Regions from separate parts of the Homo sapiens genome. Here all the other regions are linked to region 1. Evidence: read pairs that join two places in POLR2A ChIA-PET (ENCODE). Cell type or tissue: GM12878. All regions are shown on one strand. Links, peaks and the distances in the headings refer to the core of each region. The heading gives the core; the rest is flanking DNA.

Region 1 (8,115 bases), core at 2,376-6,375:
TTAATTTTTAACAAAAAAGTTTAAAAAGGTAAAAAAATCTAAAAAACAGAAATAAGATTATAGAATAAGGATATAAAGAAAATGTTTTTGAACAGCTATGCAATGTTTGTATTTTCAGTTATGTTATTACAAGATCAAAAAGTTAAAAAATTAAAACATTTATGAAGTAAAAAAGTGATAGTAATCAAAGGTTAATTTATTATTGAAGAAAGAAAAATGTCTCTATCAATGAATATAGCCTAAGGATACGGGGTTTATGAAGTCTACAGTAGTGTACAGCAGTGTCCTAGGCCTTCATGTTCATTCATCAGTAGGTGCACTCACCAACGGACCCAGAGCAACTCCAGTCCTATAAGCTGCAGTCATAGTAAGTGCCCTACACAGGTGTACCATTTTTAATCCTTTTACCATTTTTATTGTACCTTTTCTGTTTAGATGTGTTTAGATACACAAATACTTACTACTGTGTTCCAATTGCCTATAGTATTCAGTACAGCAACATGCTGAATGGGTCTGTAGACTAGGAGCAATGGGCTATACTATACAGCCTGGGTTTGTAGTAGGCTATACCATCTCAGTTTGTGTAAATACATTCTATGATGTTCACACAATGTCAAAATTGCTTAATGATGCATTTCTCAGAACCCATCTTCATTGTTAAGTGACATATGACTGTATATTATAAAGAGGCCAAACCCACGCCTGATGTATGTCAGCATGCCTGAGTTACTTAACACAAGGTCTGAGACACAGAGGATGCTTATAATACTGACTAAATGACTAATTAAAAAGTTATTTCCACTAAATTTTGAATCATATTGTATCCTTGTTTTGGCAGCAGATTTACATCCTTAATTCTATCTTGCTTAGCTAAAATTAACAGGTTTACATTTTTCAAGTAAACTCTAGAAATTAGTTGCTTAGATGCCTGCTAAGTGATGGGATCAAGGGAGGCTAAGCTCTAAAGTTTGTCAAGAAAAAGCTACATGTGAATAATTAGGAGTTGCTAGTTAAGCACTCAAACTTTTTTTTTTTTTTTTTTTTTTTGGTGATAAACTGTAGGAGTTTCTCGGGTCTAAAGGAAGACACAGGATGTCTTCAGAGATTGGAGCCACATTTGGGCCAGGAGCAACTATTTAAAGGACTCCGCGTCGCTAAAACAATAAGAATAGTATAAAAAAGTACCCATGTATTTGGTTGTTTTCTGGACAGGTAAACCCAAGTCTTAAGTAAGGGCCATGAGTACAGATGACCACAGAAAAGTTTCCAAAGGAAACCCTGAGTGAGCAAGCTTGACTGTAGTCTACTATAGACTTTAAAAATATCCATTTGTATTTTTAGGAGTTCTTACAAATATTAATCCACCATAAAAGTAATAACAGCAAGGCCTTGAAAGTTAATGATAATGAAAGGCAATTTTTAAATTTTTTTTTAGAGAAAGGGTCTCCCTTATTGCCCAGGCTGGAATGCAGTAGTATGATCATAGCCCACTGTAACCTTGAATTCCCATGCTCAAGCAATCCTCCCACCTCAGCCTACCGAGTAGCTGGGACCACAGGCACATGCCACAATGATTGGCTAACTTATTTTTATTTTTCTGTAGAGACAGGGTCTCACTATGTTGCCCAAGGTGGAAAGGCAATATTTTTTAAGGTACTATGTGCTAGGCACTATGTAAGCTTAAATCTTGCTGAGCTTCATATCTTAGCTACATCTCTTTTGATCCTTACAACAATCCTATGAAGTGAGTAATATTAACATCCCTATTGACAGAATGAGGCTATGAGAAACTAAGTCACTCCAGTTCACATGGTTAGTTACTGACACAGCCAGGGTTCGAAACCAGGCCAACTGAGTTTTAACCACTACTCCAATTAGCTTTCTCTGGGCTTATCATGTCTCTCATGTCAAATAACGTGTTATTCTGCCAGCCCACAAGAGTCTTGAGAGCTCAAAGGCCCATCTCTGGGAGGATACCGATGGAAGTGTGTCATGAGGATCTTATCACTCATCTGAGCTCTGCATGTCACTCAGGCTCCATACTCGGCTTCCTCTGTTCTGATGTACAGTGATAACCCAGGGCAAGGGGTTTCCAGAAAGACAGCACATACTCTGGCTCAGCAAGTTACTTAATCTCACTCAACTGGCCCAGCAGCTGGATTCACGCAAGTCAGGTGGCCTGGAACTGATCCTCTCTGGTTGTAGAATTAAAAATCTGGCAAGGATTGGAAAGATAGTTTACTTAATAGGGCCTCAAGTATAGGAAAGCAATTGAAGGGTGATTGCAGTGATAGAATCACTTGAGAGAGGGAGGTAGGGAAACTGTAAGTTACTATAAAGTTGTGACCTTATTTTAAACTAGAAAACTTAGTGGTCTCTTATGTCTTTTGACTTTCAAGCATTCCTGTGAGAGGGCTGGCATAAATGATTGTTAATGCTGTTGATGGGAAATTTAAAGTAGGAGGAATCTGCCTACTGGCTTTTAAGAAAAGGTGATTTCCTGCAAGATGACCTAATTGGTTAGGAAACAGATAAGTGAACCTTCTCTATGTTCACTTTAAGAGGAAGTTCTAAAAATTGAGGTGCTCACTCCCTCTCTCTCCTTTTTGATGATTGTGATATTTAGACCTGCCAAAGCAGTATAACTTCATTGTCTGGAATTTGGTTAATTCCAATGCAAATACAAAAATCAAATACGTGAACTGAGCTTTGAAAATATTTTCATTTTTGAGGATTTTCATTGTTATGGGATTGAGCCTGTAGAAGTCTCTGTGTAAGCTACATAGAGCAAATCTAATCTACTCACACTGAAGTCAGGGCTCTGTAAAAGACTGTGGGAACATTCATTCTCCACTCTCTCAGAGACTCTTTTAGGTAAGTCAAAGCATGTTCTCTTTCTGTGATTGCTAACCCATCTGTAAAATGTGAATAATAATTCTGGCCTCCAGGCAACCAGAGGTTCTTGATGACCCTTAGATGAAGATACTTGATATGTATAAGTGACAGGAACAATGATGATCAAACACTGAAGATGAAATTCTAGGGAGGAAAGAAGTTTAATCATTATCTCCTGCATTTTTTATTCTGTTAACAATGAGGCAAGATAGTAAATCTTAGTTGCAAAGTGGTTAAAACACATGATTTGGATTCTGGAATATCTTTCATGACTATCTTTTGGATCCAATTCCTTACTCATTTGGTGTGGGAGTTGGTTATGAAGACGAATTTCTCACAAGGCAAGGAGCTGTCTCTCTGCTCTGTATACATGGGGTGTAGCCCTCGTGCAATCAGACTGGAGGAGGATAACCAGGTTGCTATGTAGCCTTGATTTCCAAAAAGGTGATGGGCTTCTGGTACCAACCCGTGTCAGTATTTAGAAGAGGCCTGTTGGAAAGCTCTTAATGAGAAAGCTCCTTCTCTGAAAACATTTCAATTTATGACTCCTGTGCTAAGCATTTCTAGGAGATCAAACTGAATCTCTAGTGCATAACAGAAAAGCATTTGCCCTGCAGCAAAAGGGTCAACTTTAAAAGAATGCTTTTCCATGTTAAAAAAAAAAAAGTCAAAAAAACAAAGCAATGACTCCCAAAATAGGAACAGAGGGGAAGGAAAAGTTCATGGCCTTAGCGGACTGGATATTCTGGATATTTGGTCCCTCCAGTCCCTGCAGATGAAAGCCCATTTATTTAGAGTAGAAAGAGGAAATTTAAAAAAATAAAGGAATAACAATACCTACAAATGTTTTCAGGATTGAAATAAATCCAGGGAAGAAGATGGTATGTTACCACTGGAACTGCATTCTCGTTCATATCTCTTGTCCTCACGTCCTGAAGCACATTCCATGTAATGCATGATAGCCTGTGGCCAGCTGCTGGCTAGAAAGCAGGACCCTGCAGTTCTATTTCTGACTCCGTCTGGGCTTTTGATGAGACCAGGTGGGAGAAGGAGAGTAGTGTAACAAAGAACCTCAGAGTAGGCCTTGGTAATGAGCAGTTACCTAACCTCACTGAGCCTCAGTTTCCTCATCCATGACAAGAAGGGGTAAATGACCTCAATAGTTCCTGCCTTATTAAAAAACTTTGAGTCTTTGGTATTTTGATGATATGAATGAGTTCCTCATCGAGAACCTCACTTGTTCCAGGAAGTTTGAGAATGCACCACTCCATGCGCTGTCTTTGAATCGCTGTGCCCTACCCAGCACCCGTTTGTGCTTGAAAAGAGCACAGGCATGGGTTCTTTTGCTGATAGCAGATTTCTCTCCAGACTAGAGATTTTCTTAGTCTACCCTACTTAGTAAGACTTTATGATGGGTAAACCTGTGCTGACCAGTGGCCAAGTCCCAGCAAACACAACTTCATAGTAACAAAGCTTAAAGACGGGAGTCTGAGTGCGAGACTAGGGATCAGAAGGATTCAATTCATTCATTCAATTCATCATCCATTCAATTCAGCTTCTCCTGTTTAAAACTAGGCCCCTGGCACTTGCTGAGCATGGTTCTTTATTGGACCATCCATTTGAACTGGGGAAGGGACTGAGAATCTTGGTTACCTCTCTTGGCAGGTCATCAGTTCTTGTTCCATTCAATGCAGAATTTTAGCAACAAAAGGCGAAGAGGATGAGTAAGTTATTAAAGCTGGGAAACTGCCTATAATAGGTTATTTTTAGAATAAAGATTCAAGATGACCTACAAGCTCTGTGAGACCACAGGACAAAGGTGTCAAAGAAAAGAGACTGGGATAGGCTCAGACATTTATCTTCCAGCAAAATTAATTTCCTTGAGGGCTTGTGGTTCACTAACTGAATCTGTGAACCAGCTGTATTTAGGGTGCATTCTACTTCCTTGGGTCTCTAAAATTGACAATGGTCTATAGGTCAGGTTCCAACGGAAGTGATATTTCTGACCTAGCTCTATAAATAGAGCACTGGAAAAAACCCATCAGCTGCAATGGCTCAGGGACCACACGCTATCTATTAAGTAAGCAACCGCAGTATTTGTGCTACCATTTTAGATACGAAAAAATATATCTTTTGTTATTTATAATCTTCTGAGCTTTGAGATTCTCAAAATACTTTAAAGCTATTAGTCGTCTTTCAGATTTATAAATACAGGATCTGAGGCATAAAACTATGTAATAACTGCTTCAACTAATACCATTTACCCACCGAGGAAGGCATTTGGCTGGTAAAGAATGGGCTGCTTCACTTTAGTAAAGCAGAAAATTTCATTCCTGATGTCTCTTGGCTGGAGGTGAAAGGAGTGAATGCAGTCCAGAGGCTTTACTTGCACAACATACCTAGGCTGATGCAAGTCTCAGCAAACTCGTTACTGAGAAAGGTAAGAAATGTGAAGCAGAAGACAGGAAGAAGTGAGGCAATCAGAACCTCTGGAATGCAAGAGTTAGGGATGGATCCTCCATAGCACAAGGTAGGGGAGAAGCGGGGGTGAGCCATCCACTAGGCTAGAGACTGGTATGCACCAGCACAAATCACTCAACAACTCCACTGGCTCATGGACAGGGAGAAAATACCTTCAGTTTCCCAGAGTCTTAACAAAATACTTTAAGTTCTTATCCAACCAGGACATTTTTGAAAATGAAATGGGGACATTTTAATAGTTATACTGGGATAACAGAGATAAACTGAGCTTGCCCTGAGAAAACCAAGACATATGTTATCCTACAGAGATACTATGTAGGAACTGTCCAGAATCACAGTGAGCATGCTCACTTTATACGAAAAGCTTCAGTCTGTACTAGGATTCTCTGCTGTGTCTGCAGTGTCGATCATCAAGGTCTCAAAGATGGCAAGGAAAACAATAGTAGGCATAAGAAGAACAGAACTAGATTGTCTGAATAAAAAGAAGCAATCTCCTCCCATCAGCTCAACTCCCAACATTCTCCAGGAGGCCATGCCCCTGAACCTTTTCTCCAATACAGCTTTCCCCTTGCTACCTTCTACTTAAGGAAAGGAAAAAAAAAATCCTGAATGGTGACTTGTAGTGAAATCTCTTGACCTTTGCAAATAAGTTTTTAATTAAAAATAAATTCACTCATTACAGAAAACACATATTACCCTTAAGTAAATACTAGCAAAATAAAACAAAGAAAACAAAAACCTAACCATTTAAAGAAATCTGTGGCACTTTCTCTTTAAATTTAGCTTCATTCAAGACAAGCCAGAAAGATGCTTGCATAAAATATGTTTTTTTTCCCCCACAGTGTGTTCTATCTGTTCACCATGAAATCCTCAGACCACACCTTTCAGCTGTCCTGGTATGAGCTTTGCTTTCCTGCTCCCATTGTAGAGTCAGAGGCAGCAGGCGGATACCAGAGTTGAATTCTAATAAGTCTTGTGTATTATACATGGTCACCATCTCATTTTTTGACCACTTGATGTTTGTTTCAGATGGCACTGGCTGAGGCAGAATGAATACAGCTGCTGATTCTGATCTCACACTGGGTATATCCCTGAGTGCTGGAAAAAACATCACCCTCAGAAGTGTGCATTCAGCCAGCTGCCTTTGGAGAGAGCTGGGAAGGGTGCAAAGTGGCATGTCCTTTACCAGTCACTCTTTCTGGGTAAGATTCAAACTACAGTGAAGTAACATTTGGTCGCTTTACATATCCAACGAAGTACTTTGGGACAAGGAGAAAGCCAGGTGGCCACCCACTTGACTGAACAGCAAGGGGACACACCAGCAGTCATGTGGTTTGCCTTCAGGAAATCAGCTCACAAGGCAAACCCAGGGCTGAGAGAGGGTCCTTTGCCCAGGCCTTAGCTTGTGAAGAATCAGGCCTGGGTAAGCCTGCTGTTGCTTCAGGCCCACTTTGGATCACTGGCTCTTTGCAAGCAGTAAGAACAGAAGAGAAAAGAAATATGATTTGTTTATTAGGAAATATGTTCTTGAAGAAAAATTTTTCTGGGAGAACATCAATGGCTTTAAAAACCATTAGTGCAAAAAGACATTTCAACTAAAATGCCATGTCTAATCCTGGACTGCATCCTGGAAAAAACTGCCATAGAGTACATTATTGGGACACCTGGCAAAGTTTGAATATTGCCAGTATATTATATAATAGTATTGTATCAATACTAATTTCCTGGGTGAGATCATTGTACTGTGGTTATGTAAGAGAAGTTCTTGTTCTTAAGAGATAAATGCTGAAGTATTTGGGGATGAAAGGATATGATATCTGTAACTTGCCCTCAGATGGTTCAGCAAAGATAATTATAATAAGTTAACAATATTATAAAATAAATTGGTAACTAATATACAAGAGATAAAAATAAATGAGGCAAAGTGTTAAAAATCAGGTAAAGAGCTGGGCTTGGTGGCTCACGCCTGTAATCCCGGCACTTTGGGAGGCCAAGGCGGGTGGATCATGAAGTCAGGAGATGGAGGCCATCCTGGCTAACACGGTGAAACCCCATCTCTACCAAAACTACTAAAAAATTAGCCGGGCATTGTGGCGGGTGCCTGTAGTCCCAGCTACTCGGGAGGCTGAGGCAGGAGAATGGCGTGAACCCGGGAAGAGGAGTTTGCAGTGAGCCGAGATTGCGCCACTGCACTCCAGCCTGGGCGACACAGTAAGACTCCATCTCAAAAAAAAAAAAAAACACAAAAAAAAATCAGGTAAAGGGTATATGGGGAGTTCAATATACTTTTCTTGGAACTTTTCTGTAGGTTTGAACTCTCCTTCCCCCCCAAAAAAATTAGTGGGAAAATGTAGGTTGGCCTTTCCAGAGAGATTACTTGGTCATTGATATAAAATCAAGACATGGGATTGGATCTCTGGAGAAATTACTAGGGCATTCATATGTTTCTATACATCAGAATCATCTGTTAACTTTGTAAAATGCAGAATCCTAGGCCCCATCCCAAACCTGATGAATCAGAATCTTTGGAGGTGATGCCCAAGAGTCCATATTTTCAAAAACCTCTCTCAGATGATCCTAATATATGCTAACATTTGAAAAAAAATCATGTATTAGGCATTTGCTGTTTTGCCTGCAATTACAGACTCCTCAGATCCCGCAGACAGTCCATGTACCATCATGCATGCATTTGTATTAGAAAATCTCCACCTAGTATCTTGTGATGTGGCTCTGTGTCCT
Region 2 (8,115 bases), core at 499-4,498, 96 kb after region 1:
TGCTAACATTTCTAAGAGATAAATATGAAACGCCCATCTTAAGTGACACAGAAACATCATCAAATAGTGTAGTGTTGCATCAAAGATATGTTCATAGGTCTAACAGTGAAATAACTGGTGTTATGACATGACAGCGAGGATTTTTCCCTCTGTTTTGTAAGAGCCTTCTCTCTCAGTTTTGTCCATGAGCTGAGAGCAAGGGCAGCTTTTCCAATAGAAAGTACATTTGGTTTCAATTCACTTTCATAACAACAGACACTAACTCTTAGGAAGATGGAGAACATTAAGCTCCATTGTTCAGGCTGAGGATGACTGACTTGGGTGGCAGAAAGCTAAACAGTCTCTTTTCTGAAGAAGAAAATGCCTACGGGTGTAGCAAATCTCATTCCCAAACAGCCCTTTTTTTTTTTTTTTTTTTAATGACACAGATATAAATGACAGTGAAGGAAAATTAAAGAATCATCTCAAATCATAGAACTGGGAAGGGACCTCAAGAAATCATCATCTGATTCAGCCTCCTCTAGAAAGTTTTGTTTCTTAAATAATTTTATAAACACCAAGGCATTGTTATTTAACAAGGTCTAAGGGCAGAGAAAAATATTTTATAAATTATTTTCGTAAGCTGCTTGTAGGGCCTTTTATTATCTTAAATAATGACTAAATGAATGAAATTCTTTGAGATTTGGCAGCTTTAAGATTGCAGAGGTTGTTAAGAGGTAGAAATAGGATCCATGTTGTGTCCCTTTGGCAAAAGAAAATACTCATGCCACTGGTTCATGTCCCAAACAACCAGAAACTCACTCTCCATCTTTCTAATTTTTCAGAAATAACCTGTCATGTACATTTCCTTTTCTCTCACTGACAGAAAAGAAGGCATATTGGATAAGCAAATATAATGGAAGAATTCTGATGTGCAAAATGTCCTAATAAAGGGTCCTTCAGGGCAAAAAATACTCAAGTTGGGAGTTATGTAATTCTATCCTTGATATTATTTAGAAAACAACAGGAGAAAATACCATCCACCGTACATTCCTCGAGAACCTCCAATCAAAGGCTCTAGCATGTTTCCTGGCTTCAGACTGGCTATAAATAAATTTAATAAGGACGAAAAAAAAATCACTGCATCATTTACAGTTCTCTCTCAACTCCAGCTGACAAAAATCCAGTCCAGATGTTTGTGTTGCAAGAACAACAGTAAGAGGGTGAGCCTCAATCGTGAATATGAAAGCCCAGAGAGGGTGAGTTTGAAGAGAAAGGGAGAGCTAGGTTGGCAAGGAGGGTGTGAACAAACTTGATTTGATACTAGCTTACAGAAACACAGTAATTAATTTATTTTGTGTATAAGAAATCCAGTTTATTAGCCTTTCCTCTGCCTCATCTCCCTTTTCAAAGCCACTGGAGTTTGGCTGGTGAAGCTTGAAATGGTTGTTCCATAACCTTTGCTTTTAAATTAAACAAATGACTTCAGATTTTGGAGCAGTTGTTGACTCAGGGGAAAGCATGCCATTAAAAGTGTGCCAGAGACAGATTTAATTGGTGCAAGTCCCAAAAACTGCTTGAAGTACAGGCTTCCCACATATAGATTTCAGGGAAATTACTCAAAGGCCGCACAGCTTTGTCAGAATTTGAGATGTGAAACAAGGCAGCTGAAAGACTCCATATCAAAAGGGTAAATTCAATTCAGGAGATATTAATCTGATTACCTAAGTAAGGCTGTGAATCGGATATGCTCCATTGTGTGCTCTCGTTCAACCTGGACAGCTGGAGGAGCCAATAGCTTCCTTTTCTCTGACATATAATTAAGTTTTAAGAGATGATCAGGTTACGGATACAAAGTTTTAAGAAATATATCATTCAGGAGTGGCATTTACAGTGCTCGCCTGTTGCAAGAGACATTGTTCACTTTATTTCCTTGAGCCACACTGGAGAGTGTGTGGATCAGGGCCTAGGGGCTTGGTGTTTGTGTTTCAGGCTACAATAAACGCCCTCTGTGCACCTGCCTGGAGGAAAAACCAGTCCAGCCGCCTCCCAAGACAAAAGCGCCCTGTATTAAGTGCTGAAAACCCAGACATGAACTGACCCTGTCAAATTCCAGATAGGGAAAAAAAAAAAAAATCAATATTTTCATCCAATCCAAGAGGAGCTGTCATGTAGGTTTCTGGATTTCCTTTCTCATCTGCACTAAGTCTGAGCAACAATGACCTGTCAACAGAAGTCATCTCCTTTCTCCTGAGTCTCCTCGTCTTTCTAGATTCCTTCCCTGATGGCACAACCCATTGCCTGGCATGCCATAATCTGCCCTCCAGAGGTCAACGCATTCTCCCACTCTTTCTCTACCAGGTCTTTCCCACTGGAATCTCACTTCGGCCATGCAAGTTCATCTTCTGAAAGAGAACATTACTAACTCATGTGTTTTCAACGAGTTTTCCAATACACACTTGTCACAAACTCTAGGTACATTTAGAATTGCAAGAATGTTTATTAGGCCAGAGGATCAAGGTTATATTTCTTCCATGCTCACTGTGGTTTCCAATGCAAATTGGTCAAAAGATATACTGGGTCACACATACCAATTTCAGATGACTTCCTCTGAGAGAGCTGTTCAGCTTGGGCTTGTTCTAATTCATGTCTAGAATTAATCATGCTTGTCTCAGCTGACCTGCACATTCTCATGGAGAAAAAAAATGATTTCTTACAAATATGAAACCCAGCTAGGTGAAGTTTCATTTGTGAATTTCACCAGAGGCATGGGCAACTTTAACCTAAGTCATGGGTAAATAAACTGAAAAGGACAAGGTGATTACCTGAACTTGAAAGTGCAAGTTGGTTACAGGACCAGAAAGTACTTGTGAATTGCAATCTCCTACTCCTCTAAGCCAACCCAAAATGGAGAGAGAAATTAATTAAATCATGATTTTGATAATTATTTAAAACTGCCATAGACAGTAAAGCTTTGGCTACAAACGTTTGTTAATATATTTGATGATGAATAACTAAACTTTCAAGGTTAACAGTTTTCTCAAGGTTCTTCAATAGCTCCTCCAAACTCTAGCCCAGAGGGGAGGGACGGATGTGGGAACCAAGATGATCAGCACAAGAAAGCCAGTTCCCCAACACGGCCCTTCCACTAGGATGTGCTCGATTGTTTGTGTCTGAAGAGAGGAGAGGAACCAAGCAGCATTTTACTTCATTTGGTGCTCATTAAACAGCTGGCCGAGAAAAACAGTCATCCACCACAGGTACTAAGCTACTTCAACCTATACCATGCTATGATGGCCAGCCTGGCAAGTTCTCAGTGGAACAGGGGACTGGTTAATAGCCTGCCACCTTGTAAGTGGGTCTAACTCAATGATGGAGGTGGTCTGCTGGCTGATATCCAGGCACTGCAGACACAGTGAGTCAGGACAGACCAACCAAGGGGCCCATCTTAGTTCTGCCCTGACATCCTAAGGCAGTGGTCCAAGCCTCCATCACAAAGATCATGATGATCTCTCCTTTCTGTGAATGCCTCTGATATTAAAAATCTGCTTCTCTCATCCTGGCAATTCATTAGATGCTGTACTACAGTGTGACTTCAACTGTTTCATGTCTGTGGGCCTCACGTTCTGGATTTTCCTTCTTTTTGTAACTTTTCTTGTCTTATGCACTGTAGTGCAATACATATAGCCAGTTTAGATGTAAAGTTTAGCTTCATTACAGTATGCAGGAATTCTAGGGTTCCAACCAGATAAAACTGAAAAACACTAGAATTAGCCTTTATGTTTGAGAGGGGAGAGGCCAAGCCTGATACCGTTCTTATGGCCTCCTGAAAATTCAGCAAGCATTTCACATTATAGATGCTTCATACTTAACGTGTAAATGAATGAACAATTGAATGAATGGACCCAGTGCTCAAATTTTGGTTTCAGTCTCACTCTACTTGGGACAGTAAAGAGTTCTGCAGTAAAAACAAGGAAGGGAGAAATTTGAACTATACCAAGTGGTGGGAATACATCACAATGACTCAACGGGATGTAGGGAAAAAATACTAGAACCCACTTCATATTTTAAAAATTCTATTTCTGGTGTGTTTTATATAACTTTATATAGTAGCACTATAGTTTTTGGCAGCAATTTTCCATACTTTGGGGCAATATGCTAAAAAATGATGGGTTATAGATTCAAAAGATTGCTGCTCTAGATATCCAATATAATAACAGTGACAAAAGAAATGTGACAAAATGCTCATAGATGGGTTGGTCCAGCCTTCTTCAAGAGGTGAACAGAGAAGCCTGTCTGAGGCTTGAACATACCAATTTGCTCACCGAAGACAGAATGTGACAGAAGAAGCAAACTGAAAGGCCTGCCAGCTTCACCTAATGCAAGCTCTTATGTGTATAGCTGAGGGAATTGAGGTCCAGGGAAGTTAAGTGCCTTGCTCAAAATAGTACAGATGGTTTGTGGCAAAGCTGGTCCTTGAATACAAGTCTCCCAATTCTAAATGCAGTGCTTCAGCTTCTGTTAAAACACACTGCTTTTCTACTGACTATCAGCATAGAGATTTCAGGGCACACATAAAGAAACAGCTGCACTTATAGTGATGCATGGAAACCTCTCAAATCTAACAATGACAGAAATATGTGATCATAAGCTCTAGCTGAGGTAGTTGTATGATCATCTTGAAGAGCTGAGTATGGTATACTGGTCAAGAGCACAGACTCTAGAGCAAGACTCTAGGTTTGAATGCCAACTAATTACTAGTTATGCGATCATCAGCAAGTTATGGAAATACTTCGTACTTCAGTTTCTTTGTTTCTAAATTGAGGGTGATAATTGAACCCCACTAAGTTGTTGCATTTTTATGTGCTTAGTATAGTGCCTGACGCATAATAGGCACTCAATATTATTATTGCAATCATTAGCAAAAGGAACATAACACTTGTATTAATTTCCATAGTGCCTTTTTTTTTTTTTGAGACAGAGTCTTGCTCTCTCGCCCAGGCTGGAGTGCAGTGGCGCCATCTCTGCTCACTGCAACCTCCGCCTCACAGGCTCAAGTGATTCTTGTGCCTCAGCCTCCTGGGTAGCTGGGATTACAGGCATGCACCATCACATCCAGCTAATTTTTGTATTTTTCATAGAGATGGTGTTTCGCCATGTTGTCCAGGCTGGTCTTGAACTCCTGGCCTCAAGTGATCTGCCCACCTCAGCCTCCCAAAGTGCTGGGATTATAGGTATGAGCCACCACACAGAGCCCTCATAGTTCCATTTAGTACTTTAAGTCATTTGCTATTTTCTCTCACATCCTAGCAGAGTTATAGATAGCCTGACACCATTTCTAACTGTTAGGCGCCTTGATAAATGGAGGGCTCGCCTGATGTTATTCAGAAGGCTGGTATACCAAAGAAATCTCTCCTGGGTTGGTAAGGTAGGAAGCTAGAACCAGACCTGGCCACCCAACATCTCAGAAAGGTTAAAACTTATTCTAAAGTTCTCATTGCTTTAAGAAGTTTAGGGCTAACCCCACCCCAAAGTGACTTGCCTCAAAGAGATCAAAATCCAAGTTCTATAGTTTCATCTCCATCCCCCTAACCTGTAAATGGCTGCCTGAGAAAATGCTTCCAACTACAAAATGACTCCGTCACTTCCGTATTTCTTTTTCTTTTCTTTTTTTTTTTTTTTTTTTATTATACTTTATATTCTGGGATACATGTGCAGAACGTGCAGGTTTGTTGCATGGGTATACATGTGCCATGGTGGTTTGCTGCACCCGTCAACCTGTCATCTACATTAGGTATTTCTCCTAATGCTATACCTCCCCTAGCCCCCAACCTGGTGTGTGATGTTTCTCTCCCCGTGTCCATGTGTTCTCATTGTTCAGCTCCCACTTATGAGTGAGAACATGCGGTGTTTGGTTTTCTGTTCTTGGATTAGTTTGCTGAGAATGATGGTTTCCAGCTTCATCCATGTCCCTGCAAAGGACATGAGCTCATCCTTTTTTATGGCTGCATGGTATTCCACAGTGTGTATGTGCCACATTTTCTTTATACTTCCCTATTTCAATGGCTCCCTATTACCCTCAGGAAAAAATTCAAACTGATCAGCATGAGGAATAAGACCTTTCTGTTGGGAGCAAGCCCCCCAAAATCTTGCCATAAACTGGCCCCAAAACTGGCCATAAATAAAATCTCTGCAGCACTGTGACATGTTCATGATGGCCATAATGCCCACGCTGGAAGGTTGTGGGTTTATGGGAATGAGGGCAAGAACACCTGGCCTGCCCAGGGTGGAAAACTGCTTAAAGGCATTCTTAAGCCACAAACAATAGCATGAGTGATCTGTGCCTTAAGGATATGCTCCTGCTGCAGTTAACTAGCCCAACCTATTCCTTTAATTTGGCCCATCCCTTCGTTTCCCATAAGGGATACTTTTAGTTAATTTAATATCTATAGAAACAATGCTAATGACTGGCTTGCTGTTAATAAATATGTGGATAAATCTCTGTTTGGGGCTCTCATCTCTGCAGGCTGTGAGACCCCTGATTTCCTACTTCACACCTCTATATTTCTGTGTGAGTCTTTAATTCCTCTAGCGCCACTGGGTTAGGGTCTCCCCAACCGAGCTGGTCTCGGCAATCCGGCCCCTGCCTGGATTCCATGACGGGGGCTTTTCCCTCTGTCAGGTGCACTTTCCCCTTCTCTCTCTCCTATTAAGAACTGCTGTTAATTCTTCACATGCCTCCTTGTTGTAAAGTTCCTAGAGAGCCTCCATCCCCAAGCCAGGACTCCTATCTGTTCCCCAAAAACATCCCAAACCTAATGCCATCATGACACCAAATGTAACCTGCTTACTTGTCCGTCATAGCCACAGCCCTTCCCCTCCCCTGATTGTGAGCTTCCCATAGAGCAGGGACTGTAGCATTTGTCTATGTGTCCCAAGCACCTGTCTAACACATGACCTAGCAGATGGTAGGTGGCTAATAAATATCATTATAGTGTATCACACTAAGCTACTCAGTCACCACCCTTGTGTGAAGGTGGGAGATTTCTCCTTCAAAAGCTGAGCTGTTCCACTTCTGTTCTTTCCTTTCTCACATGGTTCCCTGAATTGCCTATTGCCATTCATCATACAGTATTTATTAACATCAATTATTTATTAACTATTATTGTCAAGCACTTTTCTAAGATGTGGAGATCCAGCACTGAACAAAAGTGACAAAAATTCCTGCCCACAAGAACTTACATTCTGGCCAAGCGCAGTGGTTCACTCCTGTAATCCCACCAATTTGGGAGGCCAAGGCAGGTGGATCACTTGAGGTCAGGAGTTTGACTAGCCTGGCTAACATGGCAAAACCCCATCTCCACTAAAAATACAAAAAAATTAGCCAGGCGTGGTGGTGCATGCCTGTAATCCCAGCTACTCAGGAGGCTGAGGCATGGGAATTGCTTGAGTGTGGGAGGTGGAGGTTGCAGTGAGTGGAGATCATGCCACTGCACTCCAGCCTGGGCGATGGAGTAAAAGTATGTCTCAAAAAAAAAAAAAAAAAAAAAACACACAAACAAAAAAAAAACCTCACATTCTAATGACCCTAAGACAGGACTTTCTGCTGGTTTACCTTAGTTTTGTAGTATCCAGTCAAAGGGCAAGAGCTGTTTCCCTCAGTTCTAGTTTTGTCCCTGAAGGAGGAAGAAACTTCTTCCTGGCTGGCCTTGGATCCACCCCTTGGTCTCTGGCAGCCACTTATCGACTGTTGTTTGTTTTCTGGGGTCTACATTGAAAGATTTCAATTGCTTATTCTATCTCTGGCCTAGAGTCCTACTCAGAAGGAATTTATTTTGAGGCTTTTCTAGCTTCATTTACCTAAACATCATATTTTAAAACAAAAAAACATTTGTCTCCTTAAACCTGTCCACTGGATTTCTTTCATCCTCTATAGCTGGAGATGACAGTGCCAGGAAATGTGATTACCTTAGCTGCTTTGATGAGCCTATTAGATGGAAGTATGGTTAAAAAAAATCAACATCATAACCTAAAAAGGCCTTCTATTAAAGACGGGAACCTCCACCTTCAACACACACACATACACTGCACATATACACATATACATTTGCTTTTAACCCACAAAACTCAGACACT
Region 3 (8,115 bases), core at 2,781-6,780, 120 kb after region 1:
CATTAGTTATCCTTTGCTGATTTATACCTTGCTTGTTTAGCTATAAAACCCATGCCTGATTCCCTTTTATACAGCATATAGGCCACTACTGACAAATAACAAATATTTGCTGTCAATATGTTCAAAAGCAATAACAATTTAATTGAAAGTACATATGCTATTTTTGCTATTTCCCTAAAATAAGGCTTATTGAAAACACGCAACACACCCCCAACACCACCAATTACAATGCAAGACCAGAGTGGGATTCTTGGACAAAGGAAAAGATAGATATTTTTAATGGTCATGATTAGGTCTGAAGCCAGGAATAGACAGAATCCAACTTAATCAGCTTCTCTCGAGGAAGAAGAATACCATCCACCTATTAGAAGGAACAAGAAACCCTATATTTGTATAAAGTAACTTCTGTCTCAACTCAACTTTATATATGAGAGAATGCTTACTCCCAAAGCTTCTTTGCATTGCCCTCTTAACTGTATGCTGCTTACAGAGGTGCACCTGTATAGGAAATGGCACCTCATATAGTGTCACATAGACCTTGAGTCCCATTTTTAATGCCTTCCCACAAGGAAAAATAGGGAGAAAAATTAAGATCTTTAAAAAAGAAATACGGGGTATAGATTCATAGACCACCCAGTAGGTCCTCCTTTCACAGCCAGCAAGGCATATAAGCTAGAGAAAAGAGATAGAGGGGAACCAGTTAAAGATGGGATGAACTGCTAAGGCAGAAGGCTGGGAATCAATGTCATTTTGGTCAGAAGGCAGAGGCTCCTGGCCAGGAAAATCCAACCAACACACACACAACACACACACTAATGAAAATAGATGACTTATTTCCACTAAGTATTTAAAAAGTAGCTTAAGGCAGCAAATACCTTGAGTTAAGAGAGAATAAGCAGAATTAACTGGTCATTAGTCAGAGGATTGAGCCAACTGAGCCCAACTCTCTGCCAGTCTATGTGCCCAATGCAGACCCTCTGCCTTCAGCTGACTCATCTTTCTTTAGCTAGGCTATGACTAGACTATACCCAGGCTACACCTACCCTCTGCTCAAGCTTAATGTTCCTGGCCTTTAAGGGACAATGTATATGTCAATTCTAACTTACTCTACATTGAAGGTTAGAAATATCTTTGGTGGGGTGGAAGGGGAGGGGGCCCCATGAGTAGCCATTTTGTATACTGGAGCCTTCCATGAGTACTAGAATGTACAGGTGAAGAGAAAATTGGATAGCACTGGAGACCTGAGTGGGAAATGGCCAGGCCTGAAGACACAGCCTTTGATAGAAACAGCTCATTTTACCTGACTTTTGGTGGGGGACAAAGAAGAGGGAGTTTGTGGTCAGCCAGGGATAGAATAGGTTGGAATGTGATATCTGGTCCTGTTTGGTCAGCAGAAGAGATATTCATGATCAGCAAAATAATTATTCGATATTTAAAAGTCAGATTTTTTAAGGACCCAAGAATCTGACAAACGCCATCACTGAGATTTCTGTGGGGGCAGCTGAGAGGCAAATTTTGTAATCCCCATTTTCCACCAAGTGAACTGGAGTCACCTAAGACCAATAGTACAGATGAGATAAGGGCATGCAGGCTTCCCTGCCTGCTCTCCTTCCTAAGGCAACATGGGACACAGGAGAAGAGAGAGAAACTCTCAGCTCAGATCTACTGACAGGTGACTTCTCCAGGCCTTAATGTCATGGTCTAGAGAATTCCACCTATAAAAGTAATAAACAAATAAATCTAATATCCAGAAATACACTGAAAGATGGTCAAGATGCTACACTGTAACAAGATCAATCTTGTGATAAAAGTCTTTTCAGACTCTGCTAATAAATACCATAAATCAAGTAGGTCAATGGCTTCCGCTTCTATGAAAGTCAAGTATGTGAGGCAATCTTATATGAATTTTGACAAATTTTTGGTGGTTTTCAGTGGCTCTTGATAACATGTGGTTATCATTTCCGGCGCCCACGGGAAGTTTTGAAACTAAATTTTTCATGGAACTCATGTCTCTGTGCAACAGAGTTGAAGGGGTAGGCTGGGCTAGAGGATTCACGAAGCAACCTCAGGCATCTCAGGGGCATTTCTAGCCCATAAAAACACCTGCTTCCTCCTCCCGCCCACTCCCTGGCAGAAACCTGCCACAATCTAACACACATCAGGAAGTTTCAAAATCACTTTAACTGGGCCAGGATGGCGAGGTGCAGTGATAGTCCGTCCTGATACTTCTAGCTCTCAAGTAAACAGCAGCCCCTGGATAATCTGGGTGGCCAGAGAGAGACGCAAGAAGAGAATGTGGGTGCTGAGTCTACTCACCAACCCGCCTGGCACTAAATCCAATGCTTTCAAAGTGACGAGGCTCTGCCTTTCATCAGCTCTGAAGGCACAGTTAATCTTTTTTTCCTTTTTGTACTAAAAATGGTCTCTCTGCTTAAGGCACAGCTTTAAAAATGTTACTTTTGTATCTGAAGTGATCCTAATTGCCATATATGACAGTGACCTAGCCTTTCTATCCAAACAGAGGCCTGGGATAAGTCAGAAATTCAAGTTTTAATCCTGGCTCTGTTAAGGGTTACTGAATGCCTTGCTTTTAAGGAGACAGAGACCGGAACTTTCCTGTGAGAAATTGTTCAGGTCCATTGAGTCCTTTCATCACTAAGGTTTGAGAGAAAGGCCTGGAGTGGTTTTCCCCATGCTGTCCTCCTGCTCCCCAACCATGACGGTGTCTGCCCCAACCTGTCTGCTGTGGTAGGAGCTGGAGGTGAGAAGGAGACAAGAGGAAGAAAGAGAATAAGGAAAGCAATGAGGGCAAGAGGCAGAAGGAAGAGAGTGAGAACAGGGTAGGTCCAGAAAGGCCACGCTCCCAGACGCATGCCTCTCCCCATCCCAAACCCTTCCTGTCCACATCCAGCTTTGTATAGAGATACCCAATATTTGTTACGGAGTTTGAGCGTCACAAAAACAAATGTGGTTTTAGTATTTGCTGGCTTAGTTTTGCCATGCTCTGGAAAATCAAAAATCATTCCACGATTAAAAAAAAAAAACACAAAAATAAACTTTTATCTTAGCTTCAGCTCAGAAAATATCAACTGTCAGTTCTAGAATAAAAGCTGATAAGGTTTCAATATTCCAGCCTGCCATTTCCATCTTGAAGGACTGCACAACAATTGTTTTCTGGGAAATTCTGAAAGGCTGTGGGGAATTTTTCTTGTGAAATATTTGTGGAGAAGAGGCCAAACTTCAATTTGGCTTGAAGAAAACATGGGTGTGGGAGTCAGGCAGACTTTTATTTCTGGCACTGTCACTAACCTGCTGTGCAATTCTGGGAAATTCTCCTAACCTCTCTGTACCTAAAAGTGTTGAGTCCACAAAAGATATGCAGAGAATGAATGTATAACAACTGTTAATGTAGCAGTCTGCTTAGAATAAATGTTTCATATATTTCACCCACATTAGGATGAGTGCTGTACTCAAAATTCCACCTTTGCATTGCTTATCTTCAACCTTAAGAAATCCATCCTACACAGAACCAATGGCAGTGGCCAAGGAAAAGGGGATGAAGGAGCAACTTGAAATAATTTGTGTTTATGGTGAGAATGCTTCCAATCTTAATAAGTTCATACCTCTTATTATCAGCCCTGAGGAAAACTGTCTTCTGTAGATTTCACTGTGAAATCCACAGGCAAAGCTAGAGAAACACTCTGCCTAGTAGGGGAGCCCCTAAAGAAGAGAGTGGCTCAGTCTGAGGGAATGCAGAAGGAGGAGGTGAAAAAAAATCTCCTCAGCTTTGCACAAGCACACACTCGCTCAATCACAGAGGGGGCTGACGCAAGTAGTGCTTCCGTGCTACTTTTGACCACTGAGTTCAGAAAAATGCATTGAAGTAGAATTGTGTCTGCCATTTGGCAAAAGTAAACACACAAGATAACCATGTGGCTCCCTAAGGCAGCTTTCTCTTTGGCCTACTTCTCTTGGGGTGCACATGCAAGGGGATGCAGTGGAAACTGTGGGCCGGCAGCTACCGTGCCATAGACATAGGTGTGGAGAGCTATGGTTCCACTGCTGGCTGCCCCACTGGCCCCAATGGGCTGAGGTTAGCACGTGTTGGTTCCGGATCTCAGATGGGGCCGGCAGTTGTAAAGAGGCCACAAACAGCAAGCTAGTGTGCTGTTTCCACCTTCAGCCCAACCCCGACGGCATCCTGTCAGTGATCTTGGGCCCACTGCAGGAAATAACATGCACAATTGGTGAACTGTGACAATGCAGCCACAGTGGCTTCCAGTGGTGTATTCGCCAACTGTGTGCAATTTTGCAGTTAGTATGAGGCCAAAAAAGTCTCTGGCCAGCTAGAACCTGGAAGAGAACAAGGCCAATGGTCAGATGACTCTGAGGTTCACATGGATGTGGAAGAAACTATCCTACCAGCCTTCTGCTGCACTGTACGTGTCCTGTGGCCAAGTTGCTTTGGTGTGTAGTTGGGTATCCTTGCCTGCTACCTGATCACTGCCCACTGAGTCCCATAGAAAGGCAGAGGAGGTGAATTTCCAGCAGCTCCCCGAGTTTCTGCTGACCTTTTTAGGTGTTTTTATTACCTGTGGTGCTTTCTATTCATGTGTACTCCTGGGCTCTGGGGATTCCCCTCCCTTTGATTTACAAGGAGGATTAGAAAGACACAGCTTTGTGATCGGTCCCTCACAGACGGCTGGTATTAAGTGATTTCCCCTTCTTAGACTCATTTGAGGCCAAGAAAACAGTTCTGTTGAATCACTTGCTCCTTGGAGGTATGAAAATAGGGCACTTGGGGGAGTCCAACCTGATAAATACCAACATTGATACCCTTCAGCCTCAGCTACACTTCCAGTGGCATATAGTAGAGCGGAGTTGAAGCAGAGGAGTCTCGGGTCCCCCCCAGCCTCTGAGAAACCTCCAGTGGAGAGTAAGCAACTCTGGGCTTACTGCTTGTATTTCTGTGCCACCAGCACAAATGGCATCCTAACCACCAAGGGCTCTCCAAACTCACTGCCTGGAGAGGTGCAACCAATTCTATCTCCAGAGTGAATCTGTAGCATAAAATGGGAGCAAAGGCCACTCACTATGTATTGAAACAGAGGTCACAAGGTCTGCCTAGGAACAAATTTCCAAGTTAGCCACCTCATCAGATATGCTCTTGAACAAAAGTTATTTATTTGATGTCCTCAAGGAAGGGATATTGTGTAAGGTGTTATTTTTAAAAGGAGGGGTGGGGGCAGCTGAAGCAATGCTGTCTGTGTCTGTACTTAAAGAAATGACATCAATATAGACACACAATAATAACCTACAATTAAACAGACTCAACACAGGAGACACACATAAGAAGAACAAGTCCAGAACAAATATATTGAAATGGCTAAATATTTACATGGTAAGTAGGGGCAGGCTTCCTCCCACGGTGATGCCCTTGGAGTGGAGATCTTCTATCATGGTTACTAACATTCAAACTCCCAATCATGTGGTACAAGCCCGTTAAAAAGGATGTCCTGAGGCTGGGCATGGTGGCTCATGCCTGTAATCCCAGCATTTTGGGAGGCCGAGGCAGGTGGACCACCTGAGATCAGGAGTTCAAGACCAGCCTGGCCAACATGGTGAAACCCTGTCTCTACTAAAACTACAAAAAATTAGTCAGGCGTTGTGGTGCGTGCCTGTAATCCCAGCTACTGGGGAGGCTGAGGCAGGAGAATCGCTTGAACCCAGGAGGTGGAGGTTACAGTGAGCTAAGGTCACGCCATTGCACTCCAGCCTAGGCAACAAGAGCAAAACTCCATCTCAAAAGAAAAAAAAAAAAAAAAGGATGTCCTGGCCAAAGGCAGATCACACTTGAGGCACAAGCCCTACTGCCAGATGCCAAACAGGTTTTTAGTCTCTGATACTGGCTTGGAAATGGCCTCCTGGAACACTGTCCAAATGGGAAACGTGAGGCTTTCAGGACTCAAGAGTCGCTAGAGAGGAAGGTGAGGCATATATGCTGTGCACTGGCTAAACCTGCCCAGTACAACTGCATGTGGGTGCTAGACCATAGTTTTTCTCCCTCATTTTCAGGTAGCTATTTGTCGCCTCTCATATGACATCATTAATAAGAATAACCATGTCATTTTACACGTATATGGTACTTTATACTTTTCAGGGTATGTTCACAGAATGGTCTTAGCTGATCCTCAATGCAGAGTGAGGGGAGCTGGGAAGTGACTGAAGCAGCTGTCCTGGGTTAGGAGGGTGGACTCTGGAGTCAGATCCCCTGGGCTTCCAGCTCAGCTCCACTGCCTACTAGTTGTAGATTATTTATTCCACACCTACTCAGGTAGATTAGTTAATGTCTCTGTGCCTCACTTTCTTCAACTGTATAATTGGCATAGCAATCTTACCTATTTAAGGATAAATGAGTTAGCATATAAAGCACTTAAGACAGTGCCTAACACATATTAATATTATCCTTTTACTTATTATTCTATTGCGTTCAATTATTCCAATAGGAAAACCAAGGCTTATAACATTCTCGTTCTAATTTCTCTATTTCTCATGGTTTACCCACCCCAAATGCCCCAGTCTGAAATAGCCTCCTTTACTCTGTAAGTTTCCATCTTTGAGGGGCCAGTTCAAATCCTACCTTTTCCATGATATCTTTGCTAACTATTCTAGCCCTAACTTTTCTCTCACTTCTTAATACTCATACTTTACTTCTTTTTCTTCTATTTTTTTTTTCATTTTTTTTTGAGACAGGCTCTTGCTCTGCCATCCAGACTAAACTGCAGTAGTGCAATCACGGCTCACTGCAGCCTTGAACTCCTGAGCTCAAGCGTTCCTCCCACCTCAGACACAAGAGGAGCTGGGAACAGAGGCATGCACCACCACACCCGGCCAATGTTTTATTTTTTGTAGAGACGGAGTTTCCCTATGTTCCCAGCCCAGGCTGGTCTCAAACTCCAAGGGTCAAGTGATCCTCCTGCCTTGGCCTCCCAAAGTGCTGGGTTTACAGGTGTGAGCCACCTTGCCCTAGATAATACCCTGACTTTAGAATCAATACCAAGTAACTTAGTACAAGACTTTTTATGTCATTTGTGTTATCCTTCTCTCTCTATGGTGCACATTTCATGAGATTTTATGTGTTTCTACATCTCTAACCCTATTCTAAAGGAGTGAAGGAGGAAGAGAGGAAACTCACGTTCACTAAGCATTTCCTATGTGTCAGACCCCTACCAATTGCTTGAGTTGTGTTGGCTTATTTTATCCTCACAACTCAGTGAGGTAAACGTTATCATCCTGGTTGTAAAGATGAGGAAACTGAGGTTCAAGAAGTTGAGGTATTTTTTGAGATCAAATAGCTGGCACATGGGAGCACCAGACGCAGACCTGGTCTACCTGGCTCTCTAGTCTATCACATAAAAAGGTTCTCAATATGAAAACTCATGGTCCCACGGATATTTGTGGATTAATTTCCTCAGAATAAGGCATTCACTGATATCAGATTAACCAAGTCCCATTTGTTTAATGCAAAATCATTCATAAAGAAAAAACTGTACAAAATGTTTAAGTATAAAACAAATTTTGAGTAGCAAGAAGAAACCAGTCAACTGTTAGAATTCTGTTTGTTAGAGTTGGAAACACTGAGTCTTCAGGCAGGAGGAACCATGCTCCAGTAGGTCCGGCAAGGGAAAGGACACAGACTCCTGGGTTCTATTTCTGTCTTGGCCACCAACCACTCTGCTAATATTTTCACTTCTGCTGAAATGTGATGACGAGAGTTTCAGAAGATTGGTTGTCACATAAGAACAGAATAAGAGCAGGCAGTTAGCTGGTTAAATGTGGAAGAGCCACAAACAACACTGGGATCTGGAATAGGAGTTCACAGGTGGGAAAAATTCCATTTGGGCATTTGTCTTCTCAGTTTCATTTCAACGCACAGAGAGCAGCATGGGTCTGGAACCAGTCTTAAATATACGTGATGATAGTATCTGTGTTTTCAAATGCATACCTCTAAAACTAAAGGTCTTTAGTTTAAGAAATATTTTCTTGTTTTTCCTATTTGAAATGATATTTGTATTTATTTTTCGGATGGGTTGCTCTGTACAATGGTAGTGCTAA
Region 4 (8,115 bases), core at 4,001-8,000, 89 kb after region 1:
AAATTGACAGTGATTTTCAATAATCATAAAAGCTCCCAGGCTCCTTGGACAGTTTTTTTATTGAAGTAACAAAGCACTGCAGATTTGGCAAAAAGAAATACAAGGCTCAGTTAAATTTAAATTTCAGGTAAACAATGAATAATTTTGAAGTATGAGTAGGTCCCAGTACAATATTTTAGATGTACTCATACAAAAATTGTTGTTTATCTAAAATTCTAATTTAACTGGACATCTTGGAATTTTTTGGGAACCCTAAACAGTGGCCAAGAATTTGCCCTTTGTAACATGCAGAGTGGCAAAGCAGTCACCAAAACAACAACAACAAAAACTCCTCCGTTTCCAGGGCCCTTACTTCTCAACAAATGCAGCACTAAATTCTCAGGCTTTTTGTTTGTTTGTTTTTTAAAGATCATTTCCCTACAGAGAGGTTTTTTTAAAGCATCTCACAGTCTAGAGAAAAAATAACAATGGGATGGGACTTCCCCTCTGATGGCATCTAAATAATTACTGGTTGGCTGACGTTTAAGACATGATACTTGTAAGAGTACTGACCCCTTGCTTTTTTAGCTTTCCTAGCCAAGGCCAACAGGTTAAGTTATGTTCTTCCAAAAATATCTCTTCTTTATTCTTCATGAAAAAAATACACATGCAGAAATTATCTTCCCCCAGATGAAACAGCATTTTCTTTGGCGGGTTCAATGCCACTAAATACTAGGAAATTAACCTTCGGGGCTTAAGGGGCAAGGCCCAACAGTGCTGGCCATTGTCTCTAGCTACAGCTGCAGCCTGGCTATTCACACTGACCCCAGAGAGGGAGGTCCGCCATGTCATGAACAAGGCCACACGGTAGGTAGACCGTCCATGCAAACAAATAAATGCAAAACTCTCTCTTTCTTAGTAATATCAAAAACAACTGAGTTCTTTCCTTCCTGATGGAAAGTCAATAATATTCCTTACTTTCCAAAATATCCCCAAACAACCCCAGGTTCAAGGTCTTAGCAACTTAAATTTAGAAATAGGTTTACCCTATAAGGCCCTAGGGATTTTAAGCAAATGGTACCACTCTTCTTTTTTTTCTTTTTCTCAGACCTCCTATTCATTTCCTAAGGCTACTCAGGTGCAGTGACTACTCTTTCAAAGGTTAGCAACCAATGTTTCAAGGGATTGTTGGATTTTTAATCTTCTTGAAAGTATTACATTAAGCTCTTGGGCCAGGTTACAGCAGCCTATGGCCAGGTTGAACTGGACAAAAATAGAATTCACTCTAGCTTACAAATCTGGCACAAATTACGTGCTGGTCAAAAACGTTTTTTAATCACAGGAATCACTAGTGAAAATCCACTGGTGCTTTCTGTGGCCCAGTGGGTGTGACCACCTGATGAATTCAGAAAGAAGAAACCAAAGAAGAAAACTAATCACATCACCTTGGTGTAAAGCATGCATAACAGACAGAGTGAAATTAATGGCTTCTCTAGGAAGCCTTCCTTGATACAGGCAAAGCAGAGCCTTGTGATTCCCTTAATTCCCTTGTTTCTGACATAAGTATATAGAAATAGCTATACTATGTGATATATGTATCAATCCATTTTGGATTACTCACTGTTCTCAGAACACATCCCAAGTTCTCCTGTCCCTGAGCCTTTGCTCACATCTTTCTTCTGGACTGTTTCCCACTTTTACCCATGCCGGGCAAAAGCCTATCTCAATTTTTTCAAAATTCAACTCAAATGCAATTCTTCCCTTAAATGGTCTCTCTTTCTCTCCCAAATTCCAAGTGTTCTTTGCTTTTTCCACCTTTTCACAGATATCTAACTGGAAGGAGTGATGGACTTGTTTCTCTCATGAATGACAAAGCCCCCAAGGCAGGGACTGGATCTCACAGAGCCTCATCCAAATGGAGCCGAGGGTAGGGACTCAGTGTCAGCAGGACTAGTGAGCTTATTAACCATGTCATTGATTTCTTAGTAACATCAACTCTAGAAAGTCTTTACTGATGACCTTCCTGACATCACACGGCACTTTACCACAGAATTTATGACATCATACTGAAATTTAACAGAAACCACTGGACTACTAGTTCTTAAGGGTAGAGACATTGTCTCACTATCCATGTGTCTGCAGTACCTAACACAGTACTTGAAAATGAGAGGGCACGTAAATAAATATGTTCAAAGTGAACTATAAGCCCTTTAAGGGGAGCTTAGACTCTCATCTTCTGCTCCTTCTCATTATAACCATGAAACATTAATTGATGCTGACACCTGAGGCAGGTTCTGCAGCAGCTTCTCATTTTTTTTCAAGTAGGTCATACCATTTGGTAAGCAAAAATATGGAAAATGTTCTGAAATATAAGTGCTAATCTCAAGGTTTCATGTATTTTGAGAAGCTTGAGACTTAATTGTCTCAAATAGTTTCCTGGGTGGCCCTCTTCCTTAACCCAAGATAGCCTCATAAATTTCTGTTTCACTTCAGCATGATCTACATTCCAATTATGATCATTATTTGGTGTTTTCAAAATAACTCCAACGAAGTTCTAAGACTGGATTATATGATGACAAGACTTTATAAATTTATTATACTAAAAATCATTGAATTGTATACTTACAATGGGTGAATTTTATAGTATGTAAATTATACCTCAATAAATCTGTAAAGAAAATTAACTTCGACTAGTCATCAACAGAGGATCCTCTTATTTTTCATTTTAACCTCCAAGGTCTACCATAGTAAAAGACAGCATGGCTGTTCCTCATTAGCCAAGAGGTGCGTCCACTCTGGCGGGAGTGTTCAGGCAGGTCACCAAATGTAAACAGCCCTGTAAAGGTCATCACAAAGGCGCTGTTGTTCTGTCTCACAGCCGAGAAGGAAAGGAGAGTCGCCACAGAATATCTACTCTTTCTTGCATCCTAATTAGAAACATGTGGAAGAGGGCCCACCCACAGGTCAAACCAGTCAGAAAGGCCCCATTTCTTCTACCTAATGTTGCATGTTGGCTAAAGTAAGACCTCTCCCTGGCCTGCCATGGGAATGGTTTCAAATTATAAAAGTATCTCCAAAGGCCACCATCAAAGCACCAGTAGATTTTCACTAGTGGCTCCCCATGATTTGAAAAACACTTCCTTGACCAGCACATAATTCGTGCCAGGTTGGTAAACTGGAACCAATTCCATTTGTTTGTCCACTTCAACCTGGCCAAGGGCTGTTGTGCCCTGGCCCAAATTACACACTCTCAGACTCCCTTGGGTAGGTGAAATGCAGAACTTACAAAGTTTAAAAGCTCTAGGCAGTATCTTGGAGACATAGATCATACAAATGTCTGTATTCTTTCTTGTAACCCATTTAAGTTGAACTTAATATTTTTATTCTTCCCATTTTATAGATGGTGAATATAGCATCAATACCTAAACTGTCTCAATGAGCTATCAAGTAAATGAACAATAGGTTATATAAACTCTATTAATGCCCTAAAGAAAATGCCGTATAAGTCTAAGATGATATTTATTACAACACTACGAAAAGAGCAATGCTGTTGTTCTCATTCAGATAAGCCCTAGTTAATATTCACATTTCTTCAAACTCTGGGGGGCAGTGACTTGTTCTAGTAGTAGAAAATTAATATAAAGTCAGTTCAAGTAAAACTAAAGTTTTAGGGGCTGGGTGCAGTGGTTCACGCCTGTAATCCCAGCACTTTGGGAGGCCAAGGCGGGCAGATCATGAGGTCAGGAGATGGAGACTATCCTGGCTAACATGGTGAAACCCTGTCTCTACTAAAAATACAAAAAAATTAGCCGGGCGTGGTGGCGGGCACCTGTAGTCCCAGCTACTCGGGAGGCTGAGGCAGGAGAATGGTGTGAACCCGGGAGGTGGAGCTTGCAGTGAGCAGAGATCACGCCACTGCACTCCAGCCTGGGTGATAGAGTGAGACTCTGTCTCAAAAAAAGAAAAAAAGAAAAAAAACCTAAAGTTTTACTTTGGGCCTAGAGAGCTGCTAATGCTGGCAGACCTTATTATTTACACATACTAAAATGATGATGATGTTGTTGTTTTTAACATAGGGAGCAATACATGCAAAGACTGTTGTGCTGGCCCAACATGGGGCCTTTTGCAAAGATCAGATAGTCCAAGAGGCCTGCTTTGATCTGACGAAAGATGGGTATTTAATCTCCTATGTGGAAGAAAACTATAGTTCTTAGATTAATAACCCGCTACAGATCTGCTGCCAAACTGCTCCAAGTCTCTCCTCCTAATGTGAAATAAAATGGCCATTTACTTCAAATCACATGGTAGAGCCAGCTTGTGCCAGAGAATATGCATTCCTTCTTCCCTCATTTAGATACATAAAAGATCAGTGCTTCGGGAGCTCAGTCTGTACTGTGAACTTCATTGTTTCTTCTAAGTTTGCCAGACACAGGATGAGGGACTGACAATAGGTGGTTCTTGGAAAGAAACTTTGAAAACTAAAGGGAGTTAACTTTACATGTGGAGAGTTGATCTTCTTGGTTGAGATACACAATTAAAATGAGACAAAGACTGAAAGGCCTTCTGGTGAACCCATGCAAAGTGTCACTAGCTGCCGTTTCACAGAAAACCAACTGGGTTCTGGCAACTGGATGGTGGTGGCAGTGGGTGGGGAGGGGAAGTCGTAATTAAGAACCCATGGTTCCAGTTAAATTGGTCGCACGCTCTACAGGAGCTCTGTCTGTACTCTGAACCATCATTGCCTGTCATAAGGGCCAGAGGATCAAAGCTTGGACACAGTGGATGATCCTGAATGAATCTCTGAGCTTCTCTGTGCTGCCTCAACTCTTAAAAAATAAATAAATAAGATCCATCCACTTTGGTGTGAAATGAAGTGGCACCATGGTTTTGGCATCATAACCAAGATAAGTCTTGTTAATATTACTCTGCTCTGTAGACTCAACTGTGTGGAAGCTTTGGGCTTCCAATGTATGAACAAATGCCAGGGGCTGAATGATCAGCAGCCAAATGTAAAATCAGATTCGCTGAAAAGAGGCAAGCATTTTAAGTCTGCCTTTCAAAGACCTGCAGCCCCACCTGACTACTGAGGTCTAAATGGAAGTGATTAACACTATTTGGTTGCATTTTCTTTGGCTAGCTCATGCCTTGTTGACCACTGAGAGACATTCGGGCAGGAAGAGGGATCAGAATGAGTGCAGGGGTCAGAGGGGTAGGGGGAGGGACAGGAGAAGACACAGTGGAGTAGGAGTGAACTGGGCAGTGGAAGTGTCCTTTTATCGAATGCTTATTTTCCTCGAGGCAGGGCGATGATAGCGAACTTGCTATCAGCACTCTTGGATCAATCTTTCCAGATGCTTCTCTGAAGAGAGAATGACTCTGATCAAACCCTCCCCAAGCCAGAAGTTGAGGAAGTAGGAGGAGGAATTTTAAAAGTGGGTAATGCACATAGAATTCTTAATAGGAAGCTAGATGAACTGCTCTGGCACACAGCAGTATTCTAGTCCCTAAGCTGAAGCTTCCAGGCCTAGAGAGGCTATGGCAATCAGAGGCCACGGGGTCTTTAGCTCCTTCCTCCTAGATTTCAAGATAGCCAGAGAAAAAGGAGGAAGCTAGGCACTAAGAATCCTGGTAGTGAACAATCCTAGCTATTGTCAGCCCATTCCAAATGCCTTCTATTAGAAAAACCATTTATATCACTCAAGACCAATGCCCAAGCCCCCATCTCCCTGATTGTCACTCAATCTATGATGGTTCCAGGGGAACTGCAAGCTAGAGGTGAAGGATTCCTTTGTTTGCATCTCTATGATAGGATGACATGTGGTCCTGAGTGCCAAGGTACTAAGATAAGAGGGGTGCCCAAAATGCCCAGATGGCTGGAGAATGAAAACCCAGAGAAGAGAGCCAAGTTTGCACAGCAGACAAGGGCCACTGTTGCTGGGGCTGGAAGTGGAGTCCTTGTAGTCCACAGACAGCAGCGGAACTAAAGGGAAGCCATCCCCCGACTCAGCTGGTGGGAGTTGGGCGGCTTCCCAGCTGGAAGGGGCTCTAAAACACATCCCTGTAAGCTACCCATGAAAGACAGAAATGCCGTTAAAAACAACAAACAAAAGGAGCCGCTAATCAAGAGGAACTTCAGATTTAAGAATGGGATTCAGTCATCCTTCCAGAAAGATGCATGCCTGGGCCACAGCCCAAGAGAATGACATTCAGCTGCTGTACCCCTCTTTGGGGCCCAAGTTAGGAGGCACTGAAAGGAGAAGAGATTCACAAAGGAGGCAGATGGGACGGCCCCCACAGACATGCAGTGCAGTTCCCATAGAGAATATTATAATTCACCAGGTATAAGCAGTTGCAATTGTGATCAGCTGCTTGAAACCGAAATAATGTTTTGCATAAGAAGCAGCAAAAACCTCAAAATTCATATCGTACCCTTTCCCCATAAACTTTGAAAGTTAAAATCATTTGGTGGTTGATGCACAGTGCTGGAAATCAGCAACCAGTCATCTTGGCCACCCCCAGTTCTAACTACTCAAGACAACCCAACCAAGGGCTTTTTCTGTGGTTAGTAAAACGAAGGTATTTTGCATCAATAGACCAAATGGCCTTAATTCTTTCCCAAGCTTAATACACATAACCAGGCTACTTTGCTAACAATGGCTGCTCCCTCTATTTCTTTCCTGCTATTTTCAATACTAACGAAATTGCTCTTAGCAACATTTTATCTTCCACTAATTCCTCAAATAGAAAGGCTATAACAAACATCACCAGGTGAACCAAACAGAACAAGACAATGGAAGAGAGAAACATTTAAAGTTTGATAATTATGCTGGTAAAATCTATAAACTGTGGAAAGAAACTGAAACAAGGCATTTTAGTTTAATTGAGCTTTGAGAACTGTTTGTGTGATTACCAGGGCTGGATTATTTTTTTTTCCTTGAAAGTCCAGCTACCTTTGTTCAGGGAAAAAAAGGGAGGTTATACCTGTTGACCCAGCTGCCCTCAGGCAACAACAGGGTCAATACTGGAGGGAATTTGCAGGTCTGTGAAGACTGATCCTTCATCCCATCCTTGTCTTAATAACTGGATGAGTAAACCAATAGAATCTTCTCCCTCTGCATTTTAGCCTGCAACATGTTTTAAACTAGAAGACAGCAGAGAAGCAGAACGGTGGATCCGTTATACATTCTGCTCCGAACATGCATGGATATCACACAACTGAGAGACTCTAGGGAACTGCGATTTTGCTCTTTCCACCTTTTCAGAAGTGTCAGTGCAGGCTGAGCCAATCTTCACAATCAGAAACAGCTTCTCTGTTTATAACTTACCCTTGGATATAACACCTTTCATCAGCACTAAAAAACAAAACAAAACAAAAAAAAACACACATTTCTTCCCCGTTGTGCTACTGTCCTATACGGACTTGGGCCTTTGTGGATGAAGAACACTCAGTTATCCCTGAAAATAGACAAAATTGTATTTAGTTGATTTGTACAACATGAATTGAAATAACAATGCTGAGTTTCAATGGGTCTGTTTGCTGAATTAGAATATGTTTGGGGCCAATATCCAGTTACCTTCTATTTATTTATTTATTTATTTTTGAGAGGGAGTCTTGCTCTGCAGCCCAGGCTGGAGTGCAGTGGCACGATCTTGGCTCACTGCAACCTCCACCTCCCAGGTCCCAGTTCAAGCAATTCTCCTGCCTCAGCCTCCCGAGTAGCTGGGATTACAGGCACATGCCACCATGCCCAGCTAATTTTTGTATTTTTAGTAGAGACAGGGTTTCACCATGTTGGCCAGGCTGGTCTTGAACTTCTGACCTAGTGATCCACCCGCCTCGGCCTCCCAAAGTGCTGGGATTACAGGCTTAAGCCACCACACCTGGCCCAGTTACCTTCTCTTTAAATCTTGTCCTCCTCACAAATGACATCAACATCTATGGGTGGAGTCTTCTTAACAGCACTAGTGCTGTTTTAAGTATGATAATAAAAGGAAAAAAGGTGATCTTGAGCTGAGATAGCTTAAAGATTGCAATAGGAACAGGATACCCTTTGAAAAGAGAATGCAAGCTCTTCAGAAGAGCAAGAATTCAGGATGTCCTAGGTCACTGCTGGTGGCATTGTCATTTATCAGTGG

What was found. ChIA-PET counts read pairs that join two places held together with the same protein. Peaks named below come from ENCODE experiments on the same cell type or tissue, not always from the same donor. Only the 100,000 strongest peaks of a DNase experiment are listed, where the experiment ranks them.
Region 2: POLR2A ChIA-PET joins it to region 1 with 11 read pairs; 6 of 35 experiments call an interaction of 5 or more read pairs at or near these places.
Region 3: POLR2A ChIA-PET joins it to region 1 with 50 read pairs; 6 of 35 experiments call an interaction of 5 or more read pairs at or near these places.
Region 4: POLR2A ChIA-PET joins it to region 1 with 25 read pairs; 6 of 35 experiments call an interaction of 5 or more read pairs at or near these places.

What each region holds. Positions count from the first base shown.
Region 1 is chr14:68,398,762-68,406,876 of GRCh38, reverse strand. All of the region lies in intron 8 of RAD51B (RAD51 paralog B), which reads right to left. LOC101927971 (a long non-coding RNA gene) reads left to right here and starts at 2,555. Exons shown (of 4, transcript XR_245776.5): 1 at 2,555-2,874; 2 at 6,406-6,578. RefSeq lists an enhancer at 2,658-2,817. In GM12878, for the core only: no CTCF peak of the experiment used is centred there; a DNase peak (open chromatin) is centred at 4,866; H3K4me3 peaks cover 2,282 bases; H3K27ac peaks cover 4,000 bases.
Region 2 is chr14:68,301,008-68,309,122 of GRCh38, reverse strand. All of the region lies in intron 8 of RAD51B (RAD51 paralog B), which reads right to left. Among named protein-coding and RNA genes, the nearest start is that of RAD51B-AS1, 380 kb to the left of the region's middle. RefSeq lists an enhancer at 2,582-2,721. In GM12878, for the core only: no CTCF peak of the experiment used is centred there; DNase peaks (open chromatin) are centred at 2,672 and 3,112; H3K4me3 peaks cover 384 bases; H3K27ac peaks cover 3,821 bases.
Region 3 is chr14:68,279,688-68,287,802 of GRCh38, reverse strand. The region is part of intron 7 of RAD51B (RAD51 paralog B); the gene reads right to left. Among named protein-coding and RNA genes, the nearest start is that of RAD51B-AS1, 400 kb to the left of the region's middle. RefSeq lists enhancers at 2,263-2,312, 2,473-2,532, 2,583-2,632, 4,369-4,438, 7,688-7,857. In GM12878, for the core only: no CTCF peak of the experiment used is centred there; DNase peaks (open chromatin) are centred at 4,292 and 4,702; H3K27ac peaks cover 4,000 bases.
Region 4 is chr14:68,311,358-68,319,472 of GRCh38, reverse strand. The region is part of intron 8 of RAD51B (RAD51 paralog B); the gene reads right to left. Among named protein-coding and RNA genes, the nearest start is that of RAD51B-AS1, 370 kb to the left of the region's middle. RefSeq lists enhancers at 5,866-5,945, 6,226-6,275. In GM12878, for the core only: no CTCF peak of the experiment used is centred there; a DNase peak (open chromatin) is centred at 6,342; H3K27ac peaks cover 3,061 bases.